Regions from separate parts of the Homo sapiens genome. Here regions 1, 3 and 4 are each linked to region 2. Evidence: chromatin contacts called from ENCODE Hi-C or POLR2A ChIA-PET data. All regions are on one chromosome and are shown on one strand. The core of a region is the stretch at or near the end of the contact, and the rest is flanking DNA. Distances in the headings are between cores, read along the strand shown.

Region 1 (7,391 bases), core at 1,200-3,699, 530 kb before region 2:
CAGCACATTACCAGTATTTACCAATGGACTGTATATAAATGCTGCGTTTGTTTGGAGAGGGTGTCTTTCTGTAAGGATCACTGAAGAACTGTTCAAAGTCTTGGGGAGCCTCAGGGTGGGAGGTGATCCAATCTGATGGAGAATGCAAGGTAATGGGTCCAAAGAGATCACTGGCTGGCTGGAAGGCTTCATTCATTAAACGTTGTTCCCCAGCATTTAATTTCTCATACTGTGATACAAGCACTGGGTTCTTTGAGATGAGAGCTGTTTTTAGTGTCTGTTCGGAGTGCCGTATTATTTGCATCTAACAAAAAAAAGCAAGTAATCAAATATAAAAATACATATCTACATTGGGGACTTTACCTATCCTCTATATTTCAGCTCTGATTTCTCCCTAGAGTGAAATGACTGATTGCTAATGCTTTAGAGTGGTCACACTTAGAGTGGTTTCCTCATGTCCAATTTCTTGGAGATCTAAGAAATTAAAAAGACAATCATGAAATCCATTCCTCCATCTCATATGGAACCTGCTCCCATTACAAAAACTAGTGGTGGCCAGGTGTGGTGGCTCATGCCTGTAATTTCAGCACTTTGGGATAGGAGGATTGCTTGAGGCCAGGAGTTTGAGAACAGCTCAGGCAACATGGTGAGACCCTGTCTCTACAAAAAATTTAAAAATTCCCTGGGCATAGTTGTGCACATCTGTGGTCCTAGCTACCAGGGAGGCTGAGACAGGAGAATCACTTGAGCCCAGGAGCTTGAGGCTGCAGTGAGCCATGACTGTGCCACTGCACTCCAGCCTGGGCAAGAGTCCAAAACAAAAAAAAAAAACCTCACGGTGACCACAGGAGCAGGACCTCACACCCAACTTCCTTCTTTTGGGGAATAATATTGGCCTGGCACAGTGGCTCACGCTTATAATCCCAGCACTTTGGGAGGCCAAGGCAGAAGGATTACTTGAGCCTAGGAGTCTGAAATCAGCTTCGACATCATGGCAAAACCCCATATCTACAAAAAAATTAGCCGGATGTGGTGATGTGCACTTGTAGTCCCAGCTACTTGGCAGGCTAAGATGGGAGGATCATCTGAGCCCAGGAGGTCGAGGCTGCAGTGGGCCGTGATCGTGCCACTGCAGTCCAGCCTGGGCAATAGAGACTCTGTCTCAAAAAATAATAATATGAATTAACTCATCAGTGCCACATGAAAAATACTCATCGTTTCTAATGTGACTCAAAGATCTTCAACATCAAATAAAAACAAAACTAATGTAAGCCCTATCATTTCTGCAATTTAACTGCAGGCTGAGAAACTACAGCTTAGCCACTGAAGTTTATGGCCTCAAAGTCATGTCACATTAGGGAAGACATCAGATGACTAATCAAAAGCCAGCCTCACAATGACAGGTTTCTTCCATTCACATCGTGTTCCTATATAGAGCTTTCATCCTTCCTCTTGAATGGGTCCGATGTTCCACCACGAGGCTTTTTGAATTAAGGAAAAAGTTGAACATCTCTGTCTGGATCATCTTTGTCATATTTTCTAATTATTTAGATTTTGCCAGTTTAATGATAGACGATTGATGGGAAAACTTAAGCTAATGTCTGTTCTGATTGAACCTATAAATTCTGGGGTTGAAGAGGCTGACTAAAATTCCAGACCAAATGTCTCTGTACTCAAAGCTCTGATATAAGCATAGGCTCATCCTCACTCCTACACAACTGGGCTGAAATCTGACTTCTACAGGACAAAATATAAAACAAGATGTACCTTCCTGTAGTCTACCTACCTTGATTAGGAAGGAAGGCTCCCATGGAAGCTTTTAACTTACAAGGACGGACATGTCTGGGCCTGGCTGGAAGAAAGTTGTGGAGTGTGACTTCATCTTAATATTAAAAAGGCAGTGTGAAAGGTCAGGAGGCCTCCTCTTGCCTCCCAAGCCTAATCTAGGGAAGCTGCGGGAGAAGATGGGCAGGGGGCGCAGAATTCGGTCACTGCAGTGGGCTGGAGGCCTAGGATGCTTTGGTCCCAAAACCAGAACATCACGGGCAAACGGGAAGGAGCTGGCCACCCTGGCTGGTTGCCTATAGCAACTCGCACTGTGGGCTCTGGTCCATGCAGACACAACCCAGTCTCCAGCTGGGAGTGGAGTGGGGGTTCCCCAGGGACTCTCGCTTCGCCTCTTCTTCCCCAGGAGCCTCGGGAAAGGCCTCCCTGGCTCCCTAGAGGCACCGACCCCGCGGACCCCGCGGCTTCCGCCACGTCCGCCCCTCCTACATCCTCATCCCGCTCCACCGACCGCGACCGGCCCCCGCCTCTACGACCCGGCTACCCTGCCTAGGGGCCCCGGCCCAGCTCTGACAGCACCCGCGAACCGCCCTGACCCGACAGGCCTCGATACCACCCACCCGCGGCAGCCCTCACGCGCATGCGCACCGCGTCCCTTCGCACTGCGCCACGCCACGCCCACTGGCGCCACGCCCCTTACGCCACGCGCCGCGCCGCTGCGTCGCGCACGCCCTGTGGGCCCCGCCCAACTCACGACCCACCCATGCCACGCCCCTGAGCGTGCGGCCGCCTGGGCAGGCGCAGAGCTGGAGTTCAGCGGCCGCGACCCGCCTCTTCCAGAATAGAGGGTAGCGAGGGGACTACAAGCCCCAGCTGTCCACCCCCGCAGTCGCCGATTCCTCGCTTGCGCTCGCGGCGGCTCCGCGGCCCGGTTCTCGAGAGCCACAGATGCGCCCGCGTCGCTGGGGTCTCCCGTGTGGGAACGTCCTCGGCAGGCCGCGGGTTTGAGAGGCATCGCCGGCGTGACGAATGCAACCAGCGTGGCCCCAAATGAGTCGGCGGCCGCCGCAGGTTGACGTAGAGCCGCAGCGCTCCCCGGGGCCGTCACCCTCAGCACTTTCCCTTCTTTATTTGTTGGGGGCCGCGGGGGCTGGAACCCAGAAGCGCAAGTGTGGGGCGCGTCCTCGTGGCGTCCCTGGCGCTCCGAGGCCGAAACCCGGATGCTGAGGGGAGGCCGTGAGCTCGGAAAGGCACCGCGGGGCCGGCATTAGGGCTGAGCTAGCTCTGTACCCTCTGGTGGGACTTTCGGTCTCTCTGGGCCTCGCCATTCTCTTTCTTTTTCTTGCTTTTTTTTTTTTTTTTTTTTTTTTGGAGACGGAGTCTTGCTCTGTTGCCCAGGCTGGAGTGCAGTGGGACAGTCTGGGCTCAGTGCAACCTTTGCCTCCTGGGTTCAAGCGATTTTCCCGCCTCAGCCTCCCCAGTAGCTGGAACTACAGGTGCCCGCTATCACGTCCGGCTAATTTTTGTTATTTTTAGTAGAGATGGGGTTTCACCATGTTGGCCAGGCTGGTCTCGAACTCCTGACCTCAAGTGATCCGCCCGCCTTGGCCTCCCAAAGTGCTGGGATTACAGGCGTGGGCCACCGCGCCCGGCTTTTTTTTTTTTAATACGGGTTTTCACCCTGTTACCCAGGCTGGTCTCGAACTCCTGCGCTCAGGTGATCCACCCCCCCGCACCCCGGTCTCCCACAGTGCTGGAATTACAGGCGTGAGCCACGGCGCCCGGCCTGTTATTTTGAAGTCAAGCTATTTTACCATCCTCTGGATTTTCGTCATCCTAATTCTCCTTCCCAGTCTCAAGGAAAGACAGGCACATTTTCTTGATGACTTCAGCATTTGTAACCCCTTGTTGGCTCTCCTTAGAGGACATTAACTCTGAACCTTTCAACTTCGAGGATCTCTTTAGCCCTTCCTTATTTGTTCACTCTCCTGGATCATGAATTCTCCAAATTTGTCCTTTGAACCCAGTGCCCATATCCACCCTCACCTGAACCCATTCTTGAATAAAATGCATTCCTACCATGACTGTTCTCAAAGTTTGAAGTTGAGAATACCGATGCGCCACTCCTGCTTCAATGCTTGAGAAGTCGTGGGCTTTCTTCCATGTGCCTTTTGACTGGGCGCCTATCTCCCGACAGCCTGAGGTGGTGTAGCATAGGGGCGAAGGTGGTCTGTGCTTGAATCCCAAAACCCTCACTAGCGTGGGACCTGTGTCAACTACTTGACCTCTTTTGTAAAACGGAGACAATTACAGCACATCTTTTTTTATTATTATTACTTGACACGAAGTCTCGCTCTGTCATCCAGACTGGAGTGCAGTGGTGCGATCTCGGCTCACTGCAACTTATGCTTCCTGGGTTCAAGCGATTCTCGTGCCTCAGTCTACAGAGTAGCTGGGACTACAGGCACACACCACCACGCCCGGCTAATTTTTTTTTTTTTTTTTTTTTTTGTATTTTTAGTAGAGACAGGGTTTCGTCATGTTAGCCAATTTTTGTATTTTTAGTAGAGACGGGGTTTCACCATGTTGGCCAGGCTGGTCTTGAACTCCTGACCTCAGGTGATCCACCTACTTCGGCCTCCCAAAGTGCAGGGATTACAGGCGTGAGCCACCGCGCCCCACCTACAGCACATCTTAACAGAATTTTAGGGATCAAATGAGTTCCTTTGGATACTGTGCCTGTTTTTGACTGAACAGCTGTCTTCTGACATCCTGAGTGGCTTCTTTAGCTTAGTTGTCACCTCTTCTATAGCCTCATCCTGCCTCATGACAAAACTTTACTTCTGCCTGTTCATTGCCTTGTGTGTACATAATAATACTGCAGTTGTCCTTGTCACAATGATTGTAACCTATTTCTTACATGTCACCCTTACTCAACTGCGAGATGCTTGAGGGTAAAGACTCTCTATACGAGGTGTCTGAAGCATAAAAGGTATTCACTAGATTTTCAGTCAGTTTTTTGGTATTCATTAAAAAGAACTTCATTTTGCGTTTAAACTGTTTAAATTTCTAAATCATGAACTTTGTACTTGCTCACAAATTTTAGGATAGCATTATTTCTGCATGGTCTAATATTTATTTTCTTAAATAACTGACCAGGCATGGTGTCTCATGCCTATGATCCCAGCACTTTGGGAGGCTGAGACAGGAGAAAGGAGAATCACTTGAGCCTAGGACTTCCAGACCAGCCTGGTCAACATAGGGAGACCCCATCTCTAAAAAAAAAGAAAAAAGAAAAAAAAAAAGCCAGGTGTAGTGACACATGCCTGTAGTCTCAGCTACTTGGGAGGCAGAGGTGGGAGGATGGGTTGAGCCTAGGAGATCGAGGCTGCAGTCAGCTGTGATTCACAGCACTTCAGCCTGGGCAACAGAGTGAGACCCTGTTCAAAAAAATAAACAAATAAACACCTTAGTGCTTCGGGGGGGTTAGGTTTTTTTTTTTTTTTACATTAGAAGGAAAAGACACTTTCTCTTACTAAGGTATTTTTGCCTGTTAACTAATATGCAGTTGCAGAATGAACCATAGTCTGTCTGCATTTCAAAGAGCACTACAAGTTCTGATATTTAAAATGAGTGTATATGCCAGTGGCCCAAGGTTGGAGAAGAAAGTTGGTAACAAATTGGAAGGTGGCAGAAAGCAGGAAAGAAATGTAACATATATGGCAGATGAAGGGTTTTAAAATAGCTTTTACAAATCAGCACAGAAAAGATAAACACCATGACATAAAAATGAGCAAAAAATATGAACCATATAACCCGAATGGTCCATTAACATCCATGTGTTCAACTTTACTGAACACATGAATGAAATAAAATAAAAAACACTAATAATTTTTTCTTACCTGCTAATTTGGCCAAGCTGTTTGTTTTGAAATAATTTCTAGCTAAAAGAAAAGTGGCAAAAGTAGTATAAAGAATCCCTGCATTCTCTTCACCCAGATTCCCCAGTACTTAACATTTTACCTCATTTCTTTATCATTCTCATCCTTTTTGTGTCTTTATCTCTGTCTCTATATGAAAATATACATTGTTTTCCTGAACCATTTGAGAGTAAATTACAGGCTGGGCGAGGTGGCTCATGCCTGTAATCCCAGCACTTTGGGAGGCTGAGGTGGGTTGATCACTTGAGGTCAGGAGTTTGAGACCAGCCAGGCCAAAACGGTGAAACCCCGTCTCTACTAAATATACAAAAATTAGTGGGTCATGGTGTTGCATGCCTGTAATCCCAGCTACTTGGGAGGCTGAGGCAGGAGAATTGCTTGAACCCAGGAGGCGGAGGTTGCAGTGAGCTGAGATGACATCACTGCACTCCAGCCTGGGCAACAGAGCAAGACTGTCTCCAAAAAAAAGTAAATTGTAGACATGATGCCCTGCACTCCAAAATATCTCAGAGTATATTCCCAAAAATCAAGCACAGTTCATAAGTAGCCACAGTACAACTAAAACATGAGTCCATACTGACATTTTCAATACCAGTCCAGCCTGACACCACAGAGTTCATTCATTCTAGCCTTCCATTTTTCCATATGTATGATGTCCTTTGCCAGTAGAGAGAAACCTGGCTCCTGTTATTCACAATTTATTTATTTGCTCTGTACTAGAATATGTACTAAAAATAATTTCAGAATTCCTAATCCATAGCACTGCAGGAAAACAATTCTACCAATTAGTATTTATTTAAGGTTCTTTATAGCCAGAAGATATATATTAAAACCCAGTTACCTACCTGGGTTAGTTCTTCCCCCTCCCAATTCTGCCCTTCACTGTAGTATTGTTATTAACATGAAATATAGTTAGGTTCATTTATTTTTGTTTGCATTCCATTTTACGAATTTCCCCCCAACCTTGATCTTTTTTTGAATGTGTGATATATTAACATGGTTACTAAAAAGTTGTCTTTGATGATAATGTCCAATGATGGTAGATTGTCCTGGCAGAACGGTGTATAAACAGGTCGAATCTTTCTGGTGAACAACCTGACATGGAGTATTAATAGCTTTTAAAATGTTCATACCTATTGACCCAATAAGAGATCTCACAGACTTATGGTTAAGGATAGTCACCAAAATATTATTTATAATTATGAAAATTAGAAACAATCAAAGTATCCAGCTATTGGAGACTGGAAAAGCATAAATTATTAATCATAGACCATAAATTACATGTATGTTCATATGTTAGAATACTAAGCATCTATTTAAAATCATTTCTCAGCTGGGCACAGTGGCTCATGCCTGTAATCCCAGCACTTTGGGAGGCCAAGGCAGGCTGATTACCTGAGGTCAGGAGTTTGAGACCAGCCTGGCCAACATGGTGAAACCTCATCTCTACTAAAAATACAACAATTAGCCAGGCATGGTGGCACATGCTTGTAGTTCCAGCTACTTAGGAGGCTGAGGCAGGAGAATTGCTTGAACCCGGGAGACGGAGGTTGCAGTGAGCTGTGGTCCCACCACTACACTCCAGCCTGGGTGACAGAGCAAGATTGTCTCAAAAAAAAAAAATCATTTCTCAAAGACAATAGTGACCTACAGAAATGCTAAGGG
Region 2 (7,255 bases), core at 1-2,500:
CTCAAGTGATCCACCCACCTGGGCCTCCCGAAGTTCTGGGATTACAGGCGTGAACCACCGCGTCCGGCCAAACCTCTAAAAGGGTAGTTAAAATGAAAATATAACTAAGTTCCTAAATAAGTAAATAAGCAACCCTTTGTTAAAAAAACAATAGTACATTTAAAAATTGATTATATTATGCCTCTGCATGGGAAGTTATGCCTCTGAACAGCGGCATGGGAAATTAAGTAGGGACATCTGGGATCATGTCTATCCAATTCCAATCTGCCATTGTATTCCTATGCAGGAGCTGCAAAACTGCAAATCTACTTGACATCCCAAGTGAAACCCAATAGAGTTAGCAGAGTCAAAACGGCACAGGGAGCTGTTAGCAACCTGTTCTCAAAACGTCAAAGCAGATACCTAACTTCTTTAAAACATGGAAAACTATGTTCAGCAGCCCAGAGAAAAGTAACTGCTTTCTATGCGACCACCAAAAGCAAGGTTAGAAAGTGTTCTCTATCAGGCTTTAGGCTGAAATGGGGGCAGGGCTTGCAGATTTTCCCAGGACTCAACTCCAGGATTCCCAGCGTGAATCAGAGATGCCAACAGACAACTCACTTGGAGGCAAGATTCTTAGCGAGCTATCAAGAAAGTCCCTCACTCTCTAAAATTGTCCCCGCCCCTACAAAGAGAGGGGTGTGAAGTGTAGACACGGCTAAACCACTATTCCCACTCTGTCAGTGTCATCCTCTCCCGCCCAACCAATCTCCGTTCCATCCTCCCGCGGGCGGCTAAGATAATAAAGACCCTAGGAGGGAATCTTAGCAAGGCCAATTCCGCGAGTTCCGAAGCAAAAGCACAGGTTTTCTTTCTTTTCCGAGTCTAACCCACGTGCACTCAGACGCTCTGCCCCTGCAAGTCGGAAATATGCCTTTACAGGAAGGCAAGCAAGCCAGATTCCAGACCTCACTCAGCGTCCCCAACAGGCCCAGCCGGCTCTCTGCTAAGCCTTCTCCACGATCTCTTTCTGAAGCTGTGAGAAACTTGAGCTCGAGCTCCGCGCTCAGAAAGGGGCGAGAAGGCAGTCGGGGCGCTCCCAAACCTATTGCCTTCACCTTATAGAGGATGACTGTCCTGCCGCTGTCTGTCACTAGAAACTGGTCTGTTTTGTCGCTCTGCTCCACGCCTAGGAGTCCTTCAGGCCCGGCGCTCAGGACTACCGAAGACAACGTGAATTCTTCCTCCAGCGCTGCCATTTTGAGCAAACCTAAGTACGGCCGCGCTCACTCCCGGCAGGCCTCGCGCTTTCTCTCGCGAGAATGAACGGGCCTGAGGGGGCGAGTGCTTGCCAAACCAGGAACCTGCTCTCGCAGCCTGCGACCTCTGGCGGGCGGAAGGAGCGAGCGCGACTGTGAATTTAGCCAGGTGGGCTGGGCCGGCTTGCGTCAGACTCCGCCTCCCGAGACCACGCCTCGCCGAGTCCCGGATGTGCTCCAGGAAGGGATAGGGTAGGCGCGGAAGTGCTGCTTACTGGGTCCTGAATCGGCTGCGTGCTGTTCTAGGTGGGGACTTGAGAGACTGTAGATGGGTCTAGGGAGTGGTCGAATATAAATAAGCTAGATTTTTTTTTTTTTAATTGCAAGGGAACTCCCTAGGAATTCCATCCATGGCCTTGTGGAACGATCTGCCAAAGAAAAAATATTTATCTCTGTAGGTAAACTCCCAATAACGTGCTGTTCCTACGTGAAATGCTTAATTCCCCCCAAGTTTCTTGGAACCCTCTAGAGATCTCCAGTCTTTTCAGTCTTTCAGGCCTTCTGAGTTCTCTGACTCCCCTTCTCTGAGCCCCAGTGGGGAAAATCTCTCCTCAGCTTACAGGAAATTCAGACTAGTTTGATGAAGGTGAAGTTGAAGGTCCCCTGTGTGATTTTTGGCAAGGTTTTTATTTCCGGGAGAAATGTATGTTTCTCAGATAAGCATGGCAGATTCAATCAATAATGTTAAATAAATAAGTAAAGATAAATTGTGATGTTCTTAGGGAGAAACCATTTAATAGGCAATTACTAAACAAATGTACCCAGTGTGACAAAGTGCCTCAGTTTAGATTTAAGCATCCACCAGATCGCCATGTGTGTTGTTTCTCATTGCCCCAACATGACGACATGGGCAAAAGGAGAATATCCAGCTACTGTGAAGGAATCAAATGCAGTCTATTTTTATAATGCTAATAGGTCTTTTGTTGTTCAAAAGTAGTGGCATTATCATGGCTCACTGCAGCCTCTAACTCTTGGGCTAAATAAAGCAATCCTCCTGCTTCAGCCTCCCGAATAACTGGGACTACAGGCATCCATCACCACGCCCGGCTAATTTTTGTATTTTTTGCAGACATGGAGTCTTGCTTTGTTGCCCAAGGTGATCTTGAACTCTGATAATCTTTTAATTTTTAGGCTGGGTTGTGAGATCAAGAGGATATAGTTTATTATTATGCTTCATAACTTACTTTGTGATAGGTGGTAAGAAGAAAAACATTAAACTCAGAAGGGAGAGATAAAGCGTGGGTGTGTGGGGGAGGAAGGAGTGGTCTGTGTATGTGAAATTTTCACTAGGATGACCACAGGCCTCCTTGAGAGGATGTCTTTTTTTTTTTTTTTTTTTTTTTGAGACAGGGTCTTGCTCTGTCGCCCAGGCTGGAGTGACGCAGTCTCAACTCACTGCAATCTCTGCTTCCCGGATTTAAGCTATCCTCCCACCTCAGCCTCCCGAGTACCTGGGACTACAGACATGCACCACCATGCCCGGCTAATTTTTGTATTTTTTGTAAAGATGGGGTTTCACCGTATTGCCCAAGCTGACCTTGAATTCCTGGGCTGAAATGACCCTCCCCCCTTGGCCTCCTAGAGTGCTGGGATTACAGAGCCACAGTGCCTGGCCCAAGGGTATCTTTTGAGGATGGCATGAAGGAGGGGAGGGAGCGATCATGCAGTTAACTAGGGGAGGGAGCGATCATGCAGTTAACTAAGAGCATTCTCAGTAGCAAGTGCGCCTGGGGCACCAACAGGGAGATTCCCTAGAAGTCTATCGCAGTTATTGTAGTTACCAGGTGAGAGGTGATGAGGGCACCATCAGTAGCAAGGCTTTTCTTTCTTTCTTTCTTTTTTCTTTTTTGAGGCGGAGTCTTGCACTGTAGCCCAGGCTGGAGTGCAGTGGCGCAATCTCGGCTCACTGCAAGCTCTGCGCCCCGGGTTCACGCCATTCCCCTGCCTCAGCCTCCTGAGCTGGGACTACAGGCGCCCGCCACCATGCCCGGCTGACTTGTTTGTATTTTTAGTAGAGACAGGGTTTCACCTTGTTAGCCAGGATGGTCTCGATCCCCTGACCTCGTGATTCGCCCGCCTCGGCCTCCCAAAGTGCTGGGATTACAGGCGTGAGCCACTGCGCCCAGCCTTTTTTTTTCTTTTTTGAGACAGAGGTTCACTCTTGTCACGAAGGCTGGAGTGCAATGGCACAATCTCGGCTCTCTGCAACCTGCAACCTCTGCCCCCCGGGTTCAAGCGATTCTCCTGTCTCAGCCTCCCGAGTAGCTGGGATTAGAGGCACCCACCCCACACCTGGCTAATTTTTGTATTTTTAGTAGAGACGGGGTTTCACCATGTTGGCCAGGTTGGTCTCGAACTCCTGACCTCAGGTGATCCACCCGCCTCAGCCTCCCAAAGTGCTGGGATTACAGGCCTGAGCCACCGCGCCCGGCCACTTCACATTTTCGTATTCATGGCACCAGCAATTGTCTGTGATCCATACAAAGAGCTTAATACACGTTTGTTGAATAAGTCACACTTAACGTTGCAAGCTAGGATAATAAATAGAACGTGGACTTGATCCATTAAGGGAAAGTAAGACTTCCTGGTTGAGAAAGCTGGAACTGTGCTTGCATATTCGTCTGTAAATTTGAGTCTAAGTTTGGTAAACTATTAAAGGAGATTACAATCCTTTCTGGAAAGGACACCAGCTATAATAAGGGAACTAGGAGTCTTCTGCAACCAAGCCTAAGCTAGGAACGGGTCAGGAGGCGTTCCACTTCCAATGTGCATCCATCAAGGTCAATGAGCAAGAAGAGGGTCTGGCTATCCCTCACTGGTTAGAGACATTTAAGGCTGGTCTTCAAAGGCAGCTGTGACCCTGTGCATTTTACTGTGTGTTGTGGATGTTCTCTCTGGATTGTTTGTCATGTTTATGCTGCTTGGCTGCCTAGCTGTGAAGACTGGGGGAAGATATTGCCTCTCACATTCAATTCCTAGAATAGAATCAGATGATAAATATACAATGAATGAGTCTAAATATATAATGGGTAGGAAGGGAAGCCTGCTCACATTCAAAAGGGAGGATGTTACCCATTAGAAATTTGTCATGGAAGGTTGACAGCTGGTGACGTGTACATTGCATGAATGGGGTACAGTAAGTGCTTCATCAAAGGAATATTCGTAGAAGGACCATTCAGCAAAGAAAGTGAATGGTAGATATTTGTATGCCACCAAATCTCTATATTATTTGAAAGTTGTGGTGATTCTTAAATAAGATCTGAGATACTCTAAGATATGTTTTTCGGTTTCAGAAACTCAAAAAACCTTTGCGGTAAATGTTCAGACCATAGCAAATAATTGAACAATATTACCAGAATTTAGGCATATGCCCCTGAAGAAGTTTTCTGCCCAGCAAAAATCAGAGAGAGAGAGGAAGAATCTAAGATCTTTGTCATCCTTTGGGGCATACATTTCAACCTAATGTTAGCGCCCTCCCGGTGGTGCCAAAACCCAATGAGTATATTTTAAATTTTTTTATTGTGCTAAAATGTACGTAACATAAAATTGCCATTTTAACCTTTTTAGCAACTTTTGTTTTGTTTTGTTTTTTGTATTTTTAGTAAAGACACGGGTTTCACCATGTTGGCCAGGATAGTCTCGATCTCCTGACCTCGTGATCCGCCCGCCTCGGCCTCCCAAAGACTTCCACACCTGGGATTACAGGCATGAGCCGCCGCACCTGGCCTGTTTTTTTTGTTTGTTTGTTTTTTTGTTTTTTTTTTTTTTAAAGAGACAGGGTCTTGCCACGTTGTCCAGGCTGGTCTTGAACTCCTGGGCTCAAGTGATCCTCCTGCCTTGGCCTTCCCAGTAGCTGGGATTACAAGCGTGAGCCACGGCACCAGGCTCTTAACCTTCTTTTTTTTTTTGAGACTGAGTCTCACTCTGCCACCCAGGCTGCAGTGCAATGGCACTATCTCGGCTCACTGCAACCTCCTCCTCCCAGGTTCAAGCAATTCTTGTGCCTCAGCCTCCCGAGTAGCTGGGATTACAGGTGCCCGCCACCACGTCCAGCTAATTTTTGTATTTTTACTAGAGACAGGGTTTTGCCATATTGGCCAGGATGGTCTCGAACCCCTGACCTCAAGTGATCCACCCACCTGGGTCTCTCCAAGTGCTGGGATTACAGGCGTGAGTCACCAGACCCGGCCTTTTAACCATTTTTAAGTGTGCAGTTCTATGGCATGAAGTACATTCACACTGTGTTGCAACCACACCATTCATCTCTGGAACATTTTCATCTTCCCAGACTGAACCCATTAAACAATAACTCTCCATTCCCCCTTCTGCAGCCCCTGGTAATCACTATTCTACTTTCTGTCTCTCTGAATTTAAATACCATAGCTCAGATAAATGGAATCATTAAATATTTGTCCTTTTATGTCTGGCTTATTTCACTTAGCACAACATCTTCAAGGTTCATCCTGTTGTAGCATGTGTCAGAATTTCCTTCCTTTTAAAGACTGACTAATATTCCGTTGAATGGATATACCACATTTTGCTCCTCCATTCTTCCATTCATGGACAGTTGGATTGCTTCCTCTTGGCTATTGTGAATAACGCTGCTATGAACATGGGTATACAAATATCCCCTTGAGATCGTGCTTTGTTTTTTTTTGCTATATAACCAGAAGTAGAATAGCTGGATCACACAGTGATTCTGTTTTTAATTTTTTGAGGAAACACCATGCTGTTTTGCACAGCAGCTGCACAATTTTACATTTCCGTCAGAAGTACACAAGGGTTCCAGTTTCTCCATATCCTCACTAACAATTGTTATTTTATGTTTGTTTGTTTGGTTTTTTTGAGATGGAGCCTTGCTCCGTCACCCAGGCTGGAGCGCAGTGGCGCGATCTCGGCTCACTGCAACCTCCGCCTCCCAGGTTCAAGCGAGTCTCCTGCCTCAGCCTCCCAAGGAGCTGGGATTACAGGCATCTGCCACCACACCCAGCTAATTTTTGCATTTTTAGTAGACCATGAGCACGAGGTCAGGAGATCAAGACCATGTTGGCCAGGATGGTCTTGATCTCCTGACCTCGTGATCTCCCTGCCTCAGCCTCCCAAAGTAATGGGATTACAGGCGTGAGCCACTGCGCCTGGCCTAAAAAAAAAAAAAAAAAAAAAAAAAAAAAGTTTTAAGCTAAGGTCTGATTTCTGTTTTGAAAGGATCACGCTGGCTCTCAAGCAGAGAATAGCTCATAGGGGATAAAAAGCAGAAGCAGAAATACCAATTTTGAGGATACAAGAGATAGTGGCTTGTGGTAGGTGGTGATAGCGGAGATAGGGAAAAGTGGATCAATTCAGGATGTGATTTGGAGGGAGAGTTGACAGGGTGGCAGATGGGTTGAGTGTGATGGTGAGAGGGAGGGAGGAATCAAAGGCATGTTCTGCACATTTACCTTGAGTGACCAGGTGGATTGGGGTGTTCCCTACTGAAATGGGGAAGTCTAGGCAGGGGAGTAGCACATTTGCAAGGGTTGTTTGGAGAAGCCATACCCAAATTTCTATTTTGGCTGTGTTAAGTGAGATGCCAAATAAGCTGTATCCCATATGATGCTGGAGTTCCTGGCAGAGCCCAGGCGGGTGATATAGATTGAGGTATCATTGGCACATGATAGGAATATAAAGCAGTGGGACTGGAGTAGGTTGCCAAGTACTGTGGATTTTATCTTCTAAATATAGCTCAACCTGTCTACCTCTCTCCTTCTCCACTGGCCCCGCCCCCATTCCCAGTCCCATCTCTTTCTTGGACCGCAATAATTGCTTCCTGGTCTCCCTGCTTCTTTGTTGCCTTCTTCCAATCTGTAGCCAGTATGATCTATTAAAATTCAAATCCGATTATTCCACTCCCTGCTTAAAACCCTTTAATACCTTATTCTCAGGATATGAGCAAAATCAAATCCTTACCTTGACCTACA
Region 3 (7,817 bases), core at 3,927-6,426, 570 kb before region 2:
GGATGAACGATGGGCATGGGAGGGAAGGATGGAGGGATGGATGCTCCCTGGACCCAGTCCTGCTGTGTATCCCTACAAAGCTCACCTAACTCCACAGGCCCCCACCGATCACAGCAGGGCGGGGCCCCTCCTCACCATTTGCCCACAACACAATCCTGCAGCATCCTTGTAGTTTCTTCGCATCGTCCCCTAGCCATCTGGAAACTCACGGAGGCACTGCTCCTAAAGGGTTAAAATGGAAGCTTAACATTGCCTATTGTTCCTGGGAATCTAGAAACACAGGACAGGAGGTACCTGTTTAGACAAGATAGGGAAAGTCAGCATCTCCCTTTAGGCAAGAAACACAGCAGGAGAGCAGGTTTTTATTCATTGGGCCTTGAGGAACAGGGCAGGTGGAACAACTTCAACAACTATCTGAAGAAAGCGTGACTCGATCGGGGCAAAATCCACTGGTCCCACACACAGCCCTTCCCAATATTGCCAATGAGATCCCACGACCCACAACTGTGTCACACAGTTTAATGTGACGTGCATTCACTCCTAAATGTAATGTGATTTAAATAATTTTGTTCTGAGATTTGGAGTTGGTTGGTTGGTTTGAGACAGGGTCTTACTCTGTTGCCCAGGCTGAAGTGCAGTGGTGTGACAGCACCACCACACCCAGCTAATTTTTTAAAAATATATATTTTTTAGGCCGGAGCAGTGGCTCATGCCTATAATCCCAGCACTGTGGGAGGCTGAGGTGGGTGGATCACCTGAGGCCAGGAGTTCGAGACCAGCCTGGCCAACATGGTAAAACCCTGTCTCTACTAAAAGTACAAAAATTAGCCAGGCATGGTGGCACACACCTGTAGTCCCAGCTACTTGGGAGGCTGAGGCAGGAGAATTGCTTGAACCCGGGAGGCAGAGGTTGCAGTGAGCCAAGATCGCGCCACTGCACTCCAGCCTGGGCAACAGAGGAAGACTCCATCTCAAAAAAAAAAAAAAAAAAAAAAAAAATTTGTCTTAGATGTGGTGTCTTGCCGTGTTGCCCAGGCTGGTCTCAAACGTTTGGTCTTCAAGCAATCCTCCTGCCTTCATGCCAAAAGCACTAGGATTATCACACTCAGCCTGGGTTTGTTTTCTAGGACTTTTGCAACAGGCTTGAGATAATTTATAGAAGCCTCCCGGAGGCTATGTTCTCTATTTTTTTTTTTAATTTTTAAGCAGTAATAAATGGCAAAACTACAGGAGCAGTCAACTATGAAGACTGAGAAGCCTAGGAATGAAATTCAGTACTGATCAAGTAAAAGTTACTTCAGAGTTAATGACAGACACCAACGATACATCGATACTGCACCAAATGGTAACAGGTATGACAGAAATCAATCATCGGCCGCCCACACACACGAGTGGGAAGGTGACCTCACTGTCCCCAAATACAGAATGGCCTCACCTACCTCCTACCTTCTTCTCATGCTGTTCACCTCTCCCTTGGCTCAGCACCCCTTGCCAGTTCTCCCAAGGTCCTCTCTGCCAGTTGAAGGCTTCCCTGATCGCCATCCTCCTCAATCCCCCAGGACTCACAGGTTGAAAGAGTCGCAGCCAAGAGTTAGGGAACCTGACCATGAGCCAATCCCAGTGCTAAGCCCCTTGCACGTGTTAATTCAGTTAACTTAGCAACTGTACTAAGCCATGCACACAACTCTGTAGTATTATTATTATCATCGTCATCACTATCTGTGCCTCAGAACCCCTTGGCAAATCTTTAAATTCTCCCAGAAGTGTGTGTTTCCCAGTTTGAAGGGCCCTGCCTTCCTACAAACTGTGAAATTTGGCGGGGTGCTGCGGGGGAGGAACCCAAATCACAAAATAAACCTAGCAGAACTACCTGTACCATCGGTTCACTGTTGCTAGATGGCAGAGTGTGTGAAGTTCCTGGCCAATTGGAGAAGCAGATATTAAAGTTTTAAAGCAAGAAATTGCTTCAGTGGCATACAAGTCACTTGCCCAGAACACAAGCCCCTGGGTGGGAGCATGGTGGGTGGAACAGAGACTGGAAGAGGAAGAATGGAAGGGTGGGTGGGCCATCGAAGCCTCCCATGGAAGCCCCCTTCACATATTCTCCCCCTTTGATGGCTGCCCTGAAGAGTCAGCCCCCAAAAGCAGGCTTGCGGGACCCTCTTCCCAGAGGTCCAGACCAGATTCCTTTCAGTCTACTTACCCAAGTTGAAGTTCTCACAGGCTGGTAAATGCAGTGAGCTTATTTGCAAGCCAGGGTCATATCTGCCTAGCAACCCAACACGAAGACTTGAAGGACTATAAACGTGGACAGAGAACAGGCAGGCCAACTTTACACAAAGGAATCTGTTCTCATGCAAATGACCCTATGCAAGAGGGCTAAAAGAGGGAGCCTTGGGGACAGCTCTGAAGAGCCAACTTTTTCCCCAAGAAGATGTTGGGGGTCTTCTTAAGGGCATCATGATGGTCTTGCCCACTGTAAAGGAAAGCCGAGAGGGGGCTCTGCCTGCCACTTGGGATCAGGCAGACACAACAGGAGAGGCTAAGAGGGGAGCTGAGCCCTTCACTTGATTTCCTGATTTTTCTGGTCCTGTACTCCAGACTCCAAAGGTTCTTTTGTTCTTATTTAGAACTAAACAGAGTTAGTTTTGTTTGGGGGCAAGGGGGCGTTGATTAGCATGGCAATGCAGTGCTTTCTCTGGAGAAGTTAAAAAAGCAGGGGTTTTCACGCTTGGTCTCACTAGGATTGAGGGAACAAGGTGAAGCCAGCCTCTAACTAGGGTGGGCAAAAGTCATGTTGCGTGACTTTTTTGTGACTAGCAAGGCTGTGCGTAGGTTGGGTTTCCAGCTACCTCTCCATTATTCAAACACAGATGGCAAATGTCATCTTTGGATGAGCTCTAGTGGTAAAAAGTGCTAGTGTGTATCTATAAACATGGTGTAACCTTAGGTCAATCCCTCCAGTGCTCAGTGCCTCCACTTTCCTCATCTGTAAAATGGGAATAATGAGTGTCAACTACAGAAGGTTACTGATGCGGTTAACATTGCATTACATGTATGGCACTTAATGCAGTGTTGAGGACAAAGCAAACATTTAAAAAAGATTAATATTAATAAAATATAAGAATAGTAACACATTAGTAACAAAAATCTATTATTATTATTATTATTATTATTAGAATCATGCTCCCCAAAAGCCAGGTTTCACTTGCTCAAACATTCAGATGTGATTTTTCCAATCATTCATTCACTCCTGAGGATTTAGGTATAATTTGAGTCATTTTTTAAATCAAGAGACTGAAGTACAGAGATTTTATGTGACTTGCTTCGAGTCACTCAGGTATAAATGGCTGGCTGCACCTTTAGGTTCCTAAGACATACAGAATATGCTGTCATATTGCACATGATATTTCCATATAGAGTACAGTAACAGGTCCTAAGTATTAAAGTGTAAGATCCTAAATATCAAAGATTATCTTACAGGCAGCCCTGCATTAGCATGAAGTGTTCAAATCAGTTTCTAAATATCATTATATATGGATCCTTTGAAGAACAACTCAAAAAAGGGCTCTCTCTCACAGGGAGTGTGTTGGAGTCAGCAATTAATTGGCCTTGGTAAAGCATAAATCGTAACAGCAGCAAGAGCTAATGGGTACTGAGGCCTTACCAAATGCCAGTCACTGCGATCCGCACTTTACAAGTACCATAAATTAAACCCTCCAATTCTGGGAATACCACCTCCATCCCCATTTTACAGATCTGGAGAAATTAACGCTCTACGAGGTTAAATTACGCCTACAAGGTTGCAAAGCTGCTCAGCGGCCCCTTGGCTGTACACTACTGGCCATACAAGGCACCCTGTACCAACGAATCTTCTCCCCACTTACACAACCAGAACTTGTCAACGGCAAAGGATGGCATTTAACTCAGGAGAGCCTATCCCAAAATGGTGAGAGAACTCAGCGAGCAAGGAAGGATTTTTATTAAAATTCAGATCGCCGACTCCTCCCGGTGGCGACCCTCCGTGCATGCACTCCCAAACTAGGCTCTCTTGAGTTTCTGACATCAGAACCACATTCTCCGAACCCCAATGAAGGCAGCAGCCGGCGCCAAAGTCTGCATACGAATGCAAATAACATGGCCTTTGCTTCCGAGCAGTTTCCAAATTTGCCCTCGGGATGTGAGGTAGAGACCAAGAAGCTAAGTTTGCGCCCCCGCAGGCTCTGAAATGTCTAGGATCTGACACATGCTTTGTCCCCATGAGGAGCTCCTGAGATTTCGCGTGCATCATCCGCTTAGTTCACGGTGACCTTGGGGTCGGGGACTACGGGATGAGGGGCACGGACTGTCTAAACCTCCAGGTCCCTTACAGAGGGCTCCCCGCGGGTATGGGAGCCATGCACCTGTGCCGACGCCGCCACTGCCTGGAGGGTGCGCGCGCGCCCCGGGCCGGGGATGCTGACTCAGCCCGGCTGCTCACATTCCTTTCGCGCAACGCGGATGCTGTTGCTGCCGCTGCTGCCGGTGCAGCAAAGTGGGGGAAGCAAGGCACCCGCAGCGGCCCGGCCGCTCGCTCCCTGGGGCCCACTGCGACACTCCCTCCCCACTGCCGGAAGGGGAACTGTGGGGGTGCGCGAGTTGACGAAACTGGGGGAAGTGGGCGCTGCAGGAGGAACTCAGGCGCCGCGCGCGCAGCTCACACCCAAACTGGAAGGAACCTGTTCTGCCCGGGGCGGGCGCGAAGCCGCCGCAGCCGCGAGCGCCGCGCGGGATCAGCCCCGGCGCGCGCGTGTTCCCCCTCGCCGCTAAATCCCTAAATCCTCAGGGCGCGGGCGGGACTGGGCGGTGGGCGCGCCGGGAAGGCGCCCGGGGGTGGGGACGGGGACCCGCGCGCTCGCGCCTGGCCGAGGTGCTCCGAGACAGGATGCAGGCACCCCCAACACCCTGCACGCTCGCGCTCCTACTAGCGTTGCAGCAAAGCTCCGGGGTCTGGGCGGGTCACGCGCGCAGAGGCGCACCCGGGTTGGGAGATCGGGGCGTTGTGCCAAGGACCCCGGCGGCGCTGGCGGGGGCGGCCCGGCCCCGGACCGCGACGCGGTTACCTTTCGTGACCCCCAGCCCAGGCGGCAGGCTGGCGGGCGCGCGACCGGCGCGGCTCAGGTCCACGTGGGACGGCGCGCGCGCGCCAGGCAGGCCCCCTCCTTGGCTGCGCTCAGCGCTCGCAGCACATGGTCGGCGGCGGCGCGCCCCCGAGGCCGGCGGAGACCGGCTGCAGCCGGTATAGGATAAGAGCTAGGCAGCGACGCGGGGCCGGGGCGCGGGCGGCAGCACGCACGGCCCGGGTCGCAGGCGGCCGGGGTGGGGGGCGGGGGGAGGGTGTGGCTCGGGTGCCCGAGTCGCGGGAGTGGGTGGAGGGCCCGGGCGCTCGGGCCTCACCAGCCCGAGCCAACTTGCGCTAGAGTCGGGCCCGCCCCCTAAGGGGTTAATCCTTTTCTCATGTTACCGAGCGGCTTATAAGGAGGGGGAGGCCAAGCCTCCGCCTTATTGGGAGCCTTTGGGGGTTTATTCTCTTCCCTTCTAACTTGGTGAGTTGGTTTATTATTTTACATGTTTAAAAGTTTGATTGTGGGATGTGGGTTGTTTTTTAAAAAATATGTGTTGGGGCCTTTTTTTGTGATGGGAGGCGGAGGAGACCACTGAACATCTTCACATTTTGGAGAGGTTATTCCCAAAAATATTCGCTCTGACAGTTAGGAATGCCCAGGGCCACCGGGATGACGCGCTCGCGCCGGTGTGGGTAGCTGAGAGTTGAATGTCCGTGACCCTGGTACAGTTGGGTCCCGGAAGATACCTAAAGGCACGCCTGGCCTTTGAGTGCCCCCTGCCCCGGGTTGGGGGCTCCGGGACGTCGGAAGAGTCGGGGGCTCCAGGCTCAGCCCCTCCGCGGATTTTCCGCATGAAGTTGCCTGCGCGTCGCAGGAGCGAAATGTCAGAGGTACCTTCCTACCCCAGGCTGGCGCGCGCACGCAGGCCGGGCACTGAGGCAGCGCGAGGGAAAGTGGGGCTCCCTGCCTCCCCCGACCCCCAAACACAGCACTCCCTGCGGCGGCCACCGTTTGTCCCCAGCGGGAAGCCGGGGATTTCCCGGCAGAGCGCGGGTCCTCCACCTGGACTGTCAGAACTGTCAGCGGCTGACGGCCGGTCCCGCGCAACTTCAAGGTTCCCGGGCTGCCAACCGCAGGAAAGCGCTGGTGTCGCCAAGCAGTTCCGTAGCAAGGGAAGATGGTTTTGCAGAGGAAATGGGTTATTTCCTTCTAGGTTGTTGTCGTCTTTTCTTTTTATTCCCCCCACCCTAGCAAGACAGGTCATAGAAGTTTGTTAGGTGGCGTATATAAAATGTCACCAAACATGGGGGGCGTCAGTCTTAGAAAAAGCTCCCCGGAGCCAACTGGGGAAGAGCAATTACAACTTGTCAACCTGGAAGCCGGTTTTGTTTGCACGGTTAGACACTCCGTGCCAGCTCCTTCTCGCAGGAGATGGTTTCTACCCCGGGAATGAGATTTCTCAGTGATCTGATTGTTTTTGCAAATCATGGTAAGATAGGTGTCTTGCTTGTAAAAAAGATGCCAAGTGCTTATGCTGAAATCTCTAAACCATGCATCTCCCCATGTCCCAAGCACCGTTATGTGGCATTTTTGGGGTCAACAATACATCCGGCCAGATGATATAATAGAAACCCCTCTTCTCATAATTAAGGGAAGAGTGTCCAAAATAGGAACTTACAGTGTGTAAATAAACAATGCAGCCAAGTGGAAAAGCTCCTTCCAGTGTAATGAGTACCACTAACCCTGAGTTTTCCTTCTGTGGTTTCCGAAAAAGGACTTTCCTCAGTGGAACTCCTGAGGAGGACACTTAAATTAGGGGCTCAGGTTTCAACACCATAGTCTTGTAAAATGGTGACTCGGTTGTAGCCAGTGATTCAACATCGTGAGGCAGCTATCCAGGTTAGGTTTGGAAATTTTTTTTAAATAGAGAATGCAGATGAACTTTAGCCAAATACAGACTGGTTTTGACAACTTGGGCCAGAAACAACTTGTCAAAGCTGTTCTCCGGGCTACGCCTTTAAGAAGAAGAGAAATCCGCAGTGCTTTTGCTCGAGGTCTGCCTACAACAGTAGCCACCCCATTTCCATCCAGAGCCTGCGTTTTGAAACTTGCTCTTAGCTGACCCTGGAATAACACTCTGATGGTCTACAATAATACAATTTTTTTCATGCCCTCGGGCCAAATCTTCTCTCGACAAATTAAATCACAGTGAAACTCCCAAGGATAGCGGATTTCCAAGCCTTTGGCAAGATACCTACTTATTTATTTGTTTAGAGGCAGGGTCTCACTCCCATCATGGGAGTGCAGTAGCGTCATCTCTGCTCATTGCAGCCTCGACCTCCCGGGCTCAAGCGATCCTCCCACCTCATTTTTTAATTTTTTTGTAGAGACACAGCCTCACTATGTTGCCCGGGTTGGTCTCAAACTCCTGGGCTCAAGTAATCTGCCTGCTTCGGCCTCCCTAATTGCTGGGATTATAGGCATGAGCTACCGCACCCGGCCAATACTCATTTATTTAAGGGGACACTTAACCACATGCTACTAGGAAATCCTCCAAACTGCCCGTGGATTGTGTCATTGTACTTCCTCCAGAAGAACACTAGGGTGAAGGGAAGATGGCTGCCGGGAACCCCCATTCAGAATTGTCGAGTTTTGTAAGTTGGAAAAGGCTTGAGAGACTCCCCTGACAACCCATGCTTTACAGATGATAGA
Region 4 (7,558 bases), core at 1,281-3,780, 660 kb before region 2:
AGCCACAGCAACCAAAATATCAACAAAACCATGATTCATGAATTTGCTTATTTGTGCTTCTCTGGTTACGGAAGTGAAGTGGCATTTTATGATGCATGAAGACAGGGGCAGGCCGGGGAAGACTCACCACTGCCCACGCGGAGGAACAGTGGTCTTTCTTGGCTGGGACCCAAGGGCCATGTTTCACTGAGTCAGAAAGGCAATGCAGCAAACAAGGAAATTCGCAAATTTCTCCATACAAGAGAATCACCAGATGAGATCTCATCTAAGACATGGATTTCTGGGTCCTATTCCCAGGAATTCTAATTTAATAAGTCTGGGGTGGGGCTCTGATTCTAGGTAATTCTGATGTCAGTGGTTTGAAAACTAGAGTTGAAGAAGTATTCAAGGAATAATTAGGATGATGCCTTTGGGGGCAGGCAGGTCTCCAGTGCCACCCCTGCCAACCAAGTGGTCTTGGGCAGAATTCATAACCTCCCTCAGTCTCAATCATCTCAGCCAGGAAGCAGGGAAACGATTGTACAGTTGACCCTTGAATAACACAAGAGTTAGGGCACTGACTCCCAAGCAGTTGAAAATCTGGGCATAACCTCTGACTCTCCCAAAACTTAACTACTAATAGCCTTATGTTGACCAGGAAGCCGTACCAATAACATAAACATTTAATTAAGACACATTTAGTATGTTACATGTATTATATACTGTAGACTTACAATAAAATGAGCTAGAGAAAAGAAAATGTTAGTAAGAAAATCCTGGCCAGGCACAGTAGCTCAAACCTGTAATCCCACCACTTTGGGAGGCCAAGACAGGAGGATGGCTTGTGCCCAGGAGTCCGAGACCAGACTGGGCAACATAGTGAGACCCGTGTCTCTACTAAATAAATAAATAAATAAATAATTAGCTAAGTGTGGTAGTCCCAGCTACTTGGGAGTCCTAGCTGGTAGTCCAAGTTACTTGGGAGGCTGAGGTGGGATGATCGCTTGAGCCCAGGAGGTTGAGGCAGCAGTGAGCTCTGATTAGATCACTGCCCTCTAGCCTGGGCAACACAGCAAGACTGTCCAAAAAAAAAAGAGTAAAGAAAGAAAGAAAGAGAGAAAGGAAGGAAGGAAGGAGGAAGGAAGGTAGAAGGAAGGAAGGAAGGAAAAAGAAAATTGGAAGAAAGACAAAATATATTTTCTATTCATTAAGTGGAAGTGGATCATCATAAAGGGCTTCATCCTCGTTGTCTTCACGTTGAGTAGGCTAAGGAAGAAGAGGAGGAGGAAGAGGAGAGGTTGGTCTTGCTGTCTCAGGGGTGGCAGTGGCAGAAGAAAATTCATGTATTACGTGGACCCATGCAGTTCAAATCCGTGTCGCTCAAAGGTCAGTTGTACGTATCTCACAGGGCTGTGGGAACAGTTATATAAGACAGTGTACATAAAGCTTCAAGCAAGGTACTTTTGCATAATGCCTGCCAGAGAAGTGCCAACCAAATTACCTGTAGGGAGAAAATAGCAGAGATCACAACCTCCGACAGTTTGGTTGGGCATGCCTAGTGTTTTTCATTTAACTAATGCTGAATGTCATTCGACAGGGTCCTCTCTCCAGCATATTGAATTCCTAACACTGCCCATAACTGACAAAAACAAACATGTGTTCCTTTATATCACCTGCCTGGCCCACAAAGGCATTAGCATTTGTGACTGGGTAGAGTGCCTGTTCTGAGGAGTGCACATTCTAATAACCTTCTAAAGAAGCAGGCTTTCAGCCCAGTGCAGTGGCTCGCACTTGTAACACCAGCACTCTGGGAGGCCGATGCAAGGAAGATCACTTGAAGCCAGGAGTTCGAAACCAGCCTGGGCAACAAGCAAGACCCCTCTGCTCCATCTCTGTAAAAAAAAAAAAAAAAAAAAAAAAAAAAATTGTAGTGTTCCAGGCATGGTGGCACACACCTGCAGTCCCAGCTACTAAGCTACTAGGGAGGCTGAAGCAGGAGGATTGCTTGAGCCCCGGAGGTCAAGGCTGCAGTGAGCCATGATCAGACCACTGCACTGCAGCCAGGGCAACAGAGTGAGACCCTGTCTCTACAAAAATAAAATAAAGAAGCAGGCTTTGTTTCTAAGTGTAGTATGTCCCCTTGCCAAGGATGCCTACAGTGTACTCGTTTTCTAGAAACACAGGGCGGCCTGGCCTCTATTCAGACCCAGGACTCCGGCTGGCCTGGGGTGGCCCTGAGTATGGGATGAGGACATTCCACCAAGCCTGGTGGCCAAAGGCCCAGAAAGAGACGCAGTTTGACTTCCTCTAGGTCCCTATCAGCAGGCCCTGTCCCCAGCCAGGGCCAACAGCCAGAGTCCCTTATCCCTTGCTCTGTCACCTCACAGCACCTCTGACTTTTCCCCGCCCCACCCCCGACCCCAAACTGGACAGAAGGCCCAGGATGCAGAGACTGCTTCCCAGCGGGAAAGGTTATGCAACAACCTGATAGCATCAAATTACAAACAACCAAGGTCTCCTAGGAGCCTGGATGCCAAATTCAACAGAATGTTTCCTCATCACCAAGGGGGAGGAAGGAACAGTTCTGCTCTTCAAATAAAACGAGAAAAGATTTTCCAGACAGAGGAGCAGTCAGTTAGGGGAAAAACAAGGTGTTGGTTCTGTCCTGGGTAGGAAACAGATCTGGCATGGAGAAGGGAAGGCGGCTGCTGGGAGAGCCAGGCCTCCTGGACCAGGCTGTGGACTCAGAGACAGCAGGGGTGTCTGACTCGTGCCCTTCTTCTTCGGGAGAAGGCAGGGCTGCTTTGCTCTGCCCCCGCCCCAGTTCCGTTTCTCCTCACCCCTGCAGGGCACAAGCCAAGTGGAGCATTCTCAGTCCACACGCACGGGGTGAAAAGATGACTCCAGGAGACGCTGCCTCATCCCATCAGCTGAGCTGGGCGGCTCGGCCAGGAAAGGAAAGGGAAGACAAGCAGGGGGGCCTGGGGGCCCTGAGAACAGGGGAAGACAGCACGTGGCCTGACGCAGCAGCCTGGCTTCAGGGAGAAAGTTGCACGACTCCGGGTACTGTTTGTCCTACTCCGTTGCGAAAACATTGACCGCCTTCTCTCTTTCATCTGCTCTTGAGTCTGGCCCCTGTACAGTGAGCCGTGCAGATGTCCCACTGATGGGGAACTGGGTGAAGAGGAGCAGGTGACCAGAGGGACCCCAGCCCCCTTGACTCACAGGACATGGCCACCTGCTGAGCAGGGCGCTGCCTGGCTTCCCAGAGCTCCAGCAGCATTCCAGGCAGAGAGGAAGAAGGAGGCTGTGGAATAGTTAGTTGACAGGAAGCCGCTTTGGAGACTGAGGAAGAAGAAGTATTTACCCCCAGGCAGCAGCCTTTCAGGCAAAGTTCACTTTCAGACTCCCAAGAAAAGAGGGCAATGGCATCCAGCCCCAGCCCGATCATGAATTCAAGTGCTGTCACCCACCGATCCCACATCAGAGTTACTGGGAAGGCCTTGCCCCAAAAAAGAATGTTATCTTGAGGTGCCTGAAATTCAGCTTCAGAACAAAGTTTCCCAAGAGTTCCTGAACACTTTTAAAGTTATCTGTATGCGATTTAAGTTGCCTGATCCTTTTGTGGGGGAATCTTTTTCAGGGTGTTTGCCAATCCCCTTCTAATGCTTCTATGGGTGGGGTTCCGCCAGGTTGTTTCAGCCAGGAATGAAGAAATTTAGTCTAATGGGGGTTATCATTAGAGGCCAGGTGCAAGGCTGGGAGCCTCCTGGGCAGTACCCCCACTGATTCTCCCAACAGTCCATGGAGAATGGTCCACAACCCCACCTAATGAGAAGAGGATGCTGAGCCCTGAGCTGAGTCAAGATTCAAGCCCAGCCTGAGCCTCCAAACCCTCTCTGCCTCCCACCGATGTAGAAAGATTCAGACTGTTGCAAGGGCTAAAGACTTTTCCTTGACAATTGCTAGGTTCAAAGAGCAAGATAGGATTTTCCAGGTGGCTGAGGAGTCGAGTATAACAAGGTGTGCGTGAGAGCAGTCACGTGACTTGGAGAATGAGCCAGTGATGGTCAGAGGATGTGGACCCCTCCATTGCTGGCTGGCCTCGGGGATGCCTTCCATTCTCCTTGGCCTCAGTTTCCTCATTTGTCCAATAAGGTGGTTGGAATAAAGATCGCTGAGGTCGGCCAAGCACGGTGGCTCACGCCTGTAATCCCAGCACTTTGGGAGGCTGAGGAGGGCAGATCACTGGAGGTCAGGAGTTCAAGGCCAGCCTGGCCGACATGGTGAAACCCCGTCTCTACTAAAAATACCAGACATGGTGGCGGGTGTGGTGGTGCACGTCTGTAATCCCAGCTACTCAGGAGGCTGAAGCAGGAGAATCGCTTGAACCTGGAAGGTGGAGTTTGCAGTGAGCTGAGATCGCACCTCTGCACTCCAGCCTGGGCGACAGAGCAAGACTTTGTCTCAAAAAAAAAAAAAAAGATGACTGAGGTCTTTTCCAACTTTGGCGTTCTTTGAACTTGGGGATATTCCTGGAGATTTTGTCACTGGCTTCTCTCATTGGTCATTTTGGATCAGTGGAAATGAGGCTGGTACTTGCCCTTCTCCTTGTTCTCAGCTCCCCTGATATAAGAGGGATCTTTTAAAAAAAAATTGAATAGTATGCTGGAGGGGGAGTGGGAAATGGTGAGCAACTGTTTAAAGGATATGGGGTTAAATAAAATAAATATATATATTTTAAAAGCTAGGCATAGGACAGGTGCAGTGGCTCACACCTGTAATCCCAACATTTTGGGAGGCTAAGGTGGGAAGATTGCTTGAGCCCAGGAGTTTCAGACCAGCCTGGGCAACATAGCAAGACCCCGTCTCTACAAAAAAAATTTTAAAAGGTAAAGAAAAATTAGTTGGGTATGGTGGTGCATGCCTGTGGTCCCAGCTACTTGGGAGGCTGAGGTGGGAGGATTGCTTGAATCCAGGAGGTTGAGGCTGCAGTGAGCTGTAATGATGCCACTGCACTCCAGCCTGGGCAACAGAGCAAGACCCTATCTCAGAAAAAAAAAAAAAAATGCAGGGGGCGCAGTGGCACACTCCTGTAGTCCAAGGTACTCAGGAGAATGAGGTGGGGGGAATCCCTTGAGCTCAGGAGTTTGAGGCTGCAATGAGCTATGATCGCGCCATTGCACTCCAGCCTGGGGGACAGAGCAAGACTGTATCTCTAAAATATTAATTAATTAATTAATTAAAGGATATAGGGTTTTCTTTTGAGGTGATAAAAGTGTTTTGGAACTAGACAGATGTGGTCGTTGCACAACATTGGGAAGGTGCTAAGTGCTACTTAACTGAACAACTTAAAATGTTAATTTTATGTGATGTAAATTTCACCTCCATATTTAACATTAAATAATGTCCCTCCCACTCTTAAAATCTTCCCATGGTTCCACATTTCCTTAAAATAAAAGCCAAACTGAAAAGATCGTTGAACGCTGGCCCCATCTCTCGCTATTCTCCTTGGTCGCCACAAACTCCAGACTCACAGACACAGGGGCAGCTCTAGGGAGCGGCTCCTACTCCCCGATGTTCCCACCCCTGCCCGGGCTGCTGCCCTCGCCCAGAGCCTCTTCTCCTGCCAATTCCTGGCTGTCTCCTACTCATTCTTCAAAACACAAATCACCCCCAGGGAAGCCTATTTGCTACCCAATATGGTAGCCACTAGCCACATATGGCTACTGAGCCCTGGAAGTGTGGCTGGTGTGACCAAGGAATTGAATTTTAATTAAATTGTATTAATTTTAATTTAAATAGCTATATGTAGCTAGTGCCTGACATACCAGACTGTGTAGCTCTAGACAGGTAGTTCTCAAATTTTAACCTGCATTATCGCCCAAAGGACTTGTTTAAACACAGATTCCTGGGACCCATCCTGAGTGCTTCTGATTCTTTTGGCCCGGGGTGAAGCCCTAAAATTTGTACTGTTAACAATTTCTCAGGTGGTGCTAATGATGCTGGTTAGGGACCACACTTTGATAACCATTGGTCTAAAGTTGAAAGTTCTACACTCAGATGATTCTAGACTCATGGTCTAGATGTAGATGTTCTGGACTGGTGGTTCTCAAAGTTTGGTCCCTGGACCAACCACATCAGCGTCACCTAGGAGAACCTTAGAAATGCAAAACTCCCATCAGCAACCCAGCCCTCTTGGGTCAGAACTGTAGGTTAGCAAGATCCCCAGGGGACTGTCTGCATATTAAAATCAAAGAAACACTATTCTAGACTATTATTCCTTGCGGCTGGGGCTTTGTTGATCTTTGTGGCACCAGCACTAAGCATAGTTCCTGGCACACAGTAGGTGCTCAACAAATAGGAGGAATAGAAAACAGTAGGCACTCAACGAATGCTTACAGGAGGAAGGAAGGAAAGGAGAGATGGTGGTTGCCCAGCTAGTAAATTTATTTTTATTTTTCTGTTTTCTTTCTCTTTTCTTTTTTTTTTTTTTCTGAGTCTCACTCTGTTGCCCAGGCTGGAGTGCAGTGGTGCAATCTCAGCTCACTGCAACCTCCTCCACCTCCCAGGTTCAAGTGATTCTCCTGCCTCAGCCTCCCGAGTAGCTGGGATTACAGGTGCCCGCCACCATACCTGGTTAATTTTTGTATTTTTAATAGAGACGGGGTTTCACCATGTTGGCCAGACTGGTCTTGAACTCCTGACCTCAAGCTATCTTCTTGCCTCAGCCTCCCAAAGTGCTAGGACTACAGGCATGAGCCACTGCACCTGGCCAGCTAGTAAATGTATTTCTCATCATTCCCTCGAAGAATGGGGTCCCAGTCCACATCCTTAAGCCTGACTCACTATTTCAAAACTGCCTCATAAAGAGAGAAGAGATCAATAAGGCAAGTCCTCAGATAGGAGATCAGTAGGTAAATTCTTCTCCCCACGGAGAAGCCACTTACTTACAGATCCTTCCCCCTGCATCCATGGTCTCCACACCTTCTGCACCTTCTGGACTTTTAGCCTTGGGGCTTCTGACACCAGGCTATTCCAGGCTTTCTAACTGAACACTGAAGATGACAGCCTGGCCCAAGAGTGTCCCAGGTACAGAAAGGAGGAATTGTAATCAGCTAATGCAACAAACCACTCCCATTTATGCTGTATTTCTCTAGGCTCTTGTTTCTTTTTTTTTTTTTTTTTTGGAGACAGAGTCTCGCTCTGTCACCCAGGCTGGAGTCCAGTGGTGCGATCTCAGCTCACTGCAAGCTCCGCCTCCCTGGTTCACACCATTCTCCTGCCTCAGCCTCCCGAGTAGCTGGGACTACAGGTGCCCGCCACCATGCCCGGCTAATTTTTTGTATTTTTAGTAGAGACGGGGTTTCACCGTGTTAGTCAGGATGGTCTCGATCTCCTGACCTCATGATCCGCCCGCCTCGGCCTCCCAAAGTGCTGGGATTACAGGTGTGAGCCACCGCGCCTGGCTGGCTCCTGTTTCTTGACACACCCCCATCCACCTCCAGTCCTCCTTAGCATCTTCTTTTGACCCAACTCTCCAGAAATCACAACTAAATCACAGCATTTTTGAACTGAA

The links. A loop is a pair of places that touch in the nucleus more often than their neighbours do. ChIA-PET counts read pairs that join two places held with the same protein, here RNA polymerase II (POLR2A). Pooled maps may share reads with other maps.
Region 1: a loop to region 2 is called in a map of CD4-positive, alpha-beta T cell, with 4 times the contacts of the local background. The contact joins the promoter of AMZ2 here to the promoter of NOL11 in region 2. A Hi-C loop is called at or near these places in 4 of 168 maps with a recorded cell type or tissue (B cell, CD4-positive, alpha-beta T cell, cardiac septum and 1 more), 3 of 37 single-sample maps with no recorded cell type and 14 of 50 pooled maps.
Region 3: a map with no recorded cell type shows a loop between it and region 2 (11-fold over the local background). The contact joins the promoter of ARSG here to the promoter of NOL11 in region 2. A Hi-C loop is called at or near these places in 4 of 37 single-sample maps with no recorded cell type and 8 of 50 pooled maps.
Region 4: a pooled map shows a loop between it and region 2 (4-fold over the local background). The contact joins the enhancer-like site here to the promoter of NOL11 in region 2. A Hi-C loop is called at or near these places in 2 of 50 pooled maps. POLR2A ChIA-PET finds 5 or more read pairs at or near these places in 2 of 52 experiments (HEK293 and activated T-cell).

The regions. Positions count from the first base shown.
Region 1 is chr17:68,243,101-68,250,491 of GRCh38, reverse strand. It overlaps AMZ2 (archaelysin family metallopeptidase 2), which reads right to left and starts at 2,449. Exons shown (of 7, transcript NM_016627.5): 1 at 1,787-2,449; 2 at 22-304. The coding sequence starts at 304. RefSeq lists silencers at 964-1,013, 2,323-2,622 and enhancers at 2,837-3,382, 3,383-3,929.
Region 2 is chr17:67,711,931-67,719,185 of GRCh38, reverse strand. NOL11 (nucleolar protein 11) reads right to left here and starts at 1,250. Exons shown (of 18, transcript NM_015462.5): 1 at 1,098-1,250. The coding sequence starts at 1,238. LOC101928045 (a long non-coding RNA gene) reads left to right here and starts at 1,508. Exons shown (of 4, transcript NR_188294.1): 1 at 1,508-1,544. RefSeq lists enhancers at 1-77, 1,000-1,189, 1,260-1,339 and a silencer at 640-729.
Region 3 is chr17:68,288,854-68,296,670 of GRCh38, reverse strand. It overlaps ARSG (arylsulfatase G), which reads right to left and starts at 5,176. Exons shown (of 12, transcript NM_001267727.2): 1 at 5,103-5,176. It overlaps SLC16A6 (solute carrier family 16 member 6), which reads left to right and starts at 5,544. Exons shown (of 6, transcript NM_004694.5): 1 at 5,544-5,585. RefSeq lists an enhancer at 4,089-4,318 and silencers at 5,178-5,352, 4,719-5,408.
Region 4 is chr17:68,373,768-68,381,325 of GRCh38, reverse strand. All of the region lies in intron 8 of ARSG (arylsulfatase G), which reads right to left. Among named protein-coding and RNA genes, the nearest start is that of MIR635, 47 kb to the left of the region's middle. RefSeq lists a silencer at 1-92 and an enhancer at 2,589-3,108. Within about 2 kb of position 2,530, at least 31 of the 41 ENCODE cell types and tissues checked have a DNase peak (open chromatin) inside an H3K27ac peak, as active enhancers do.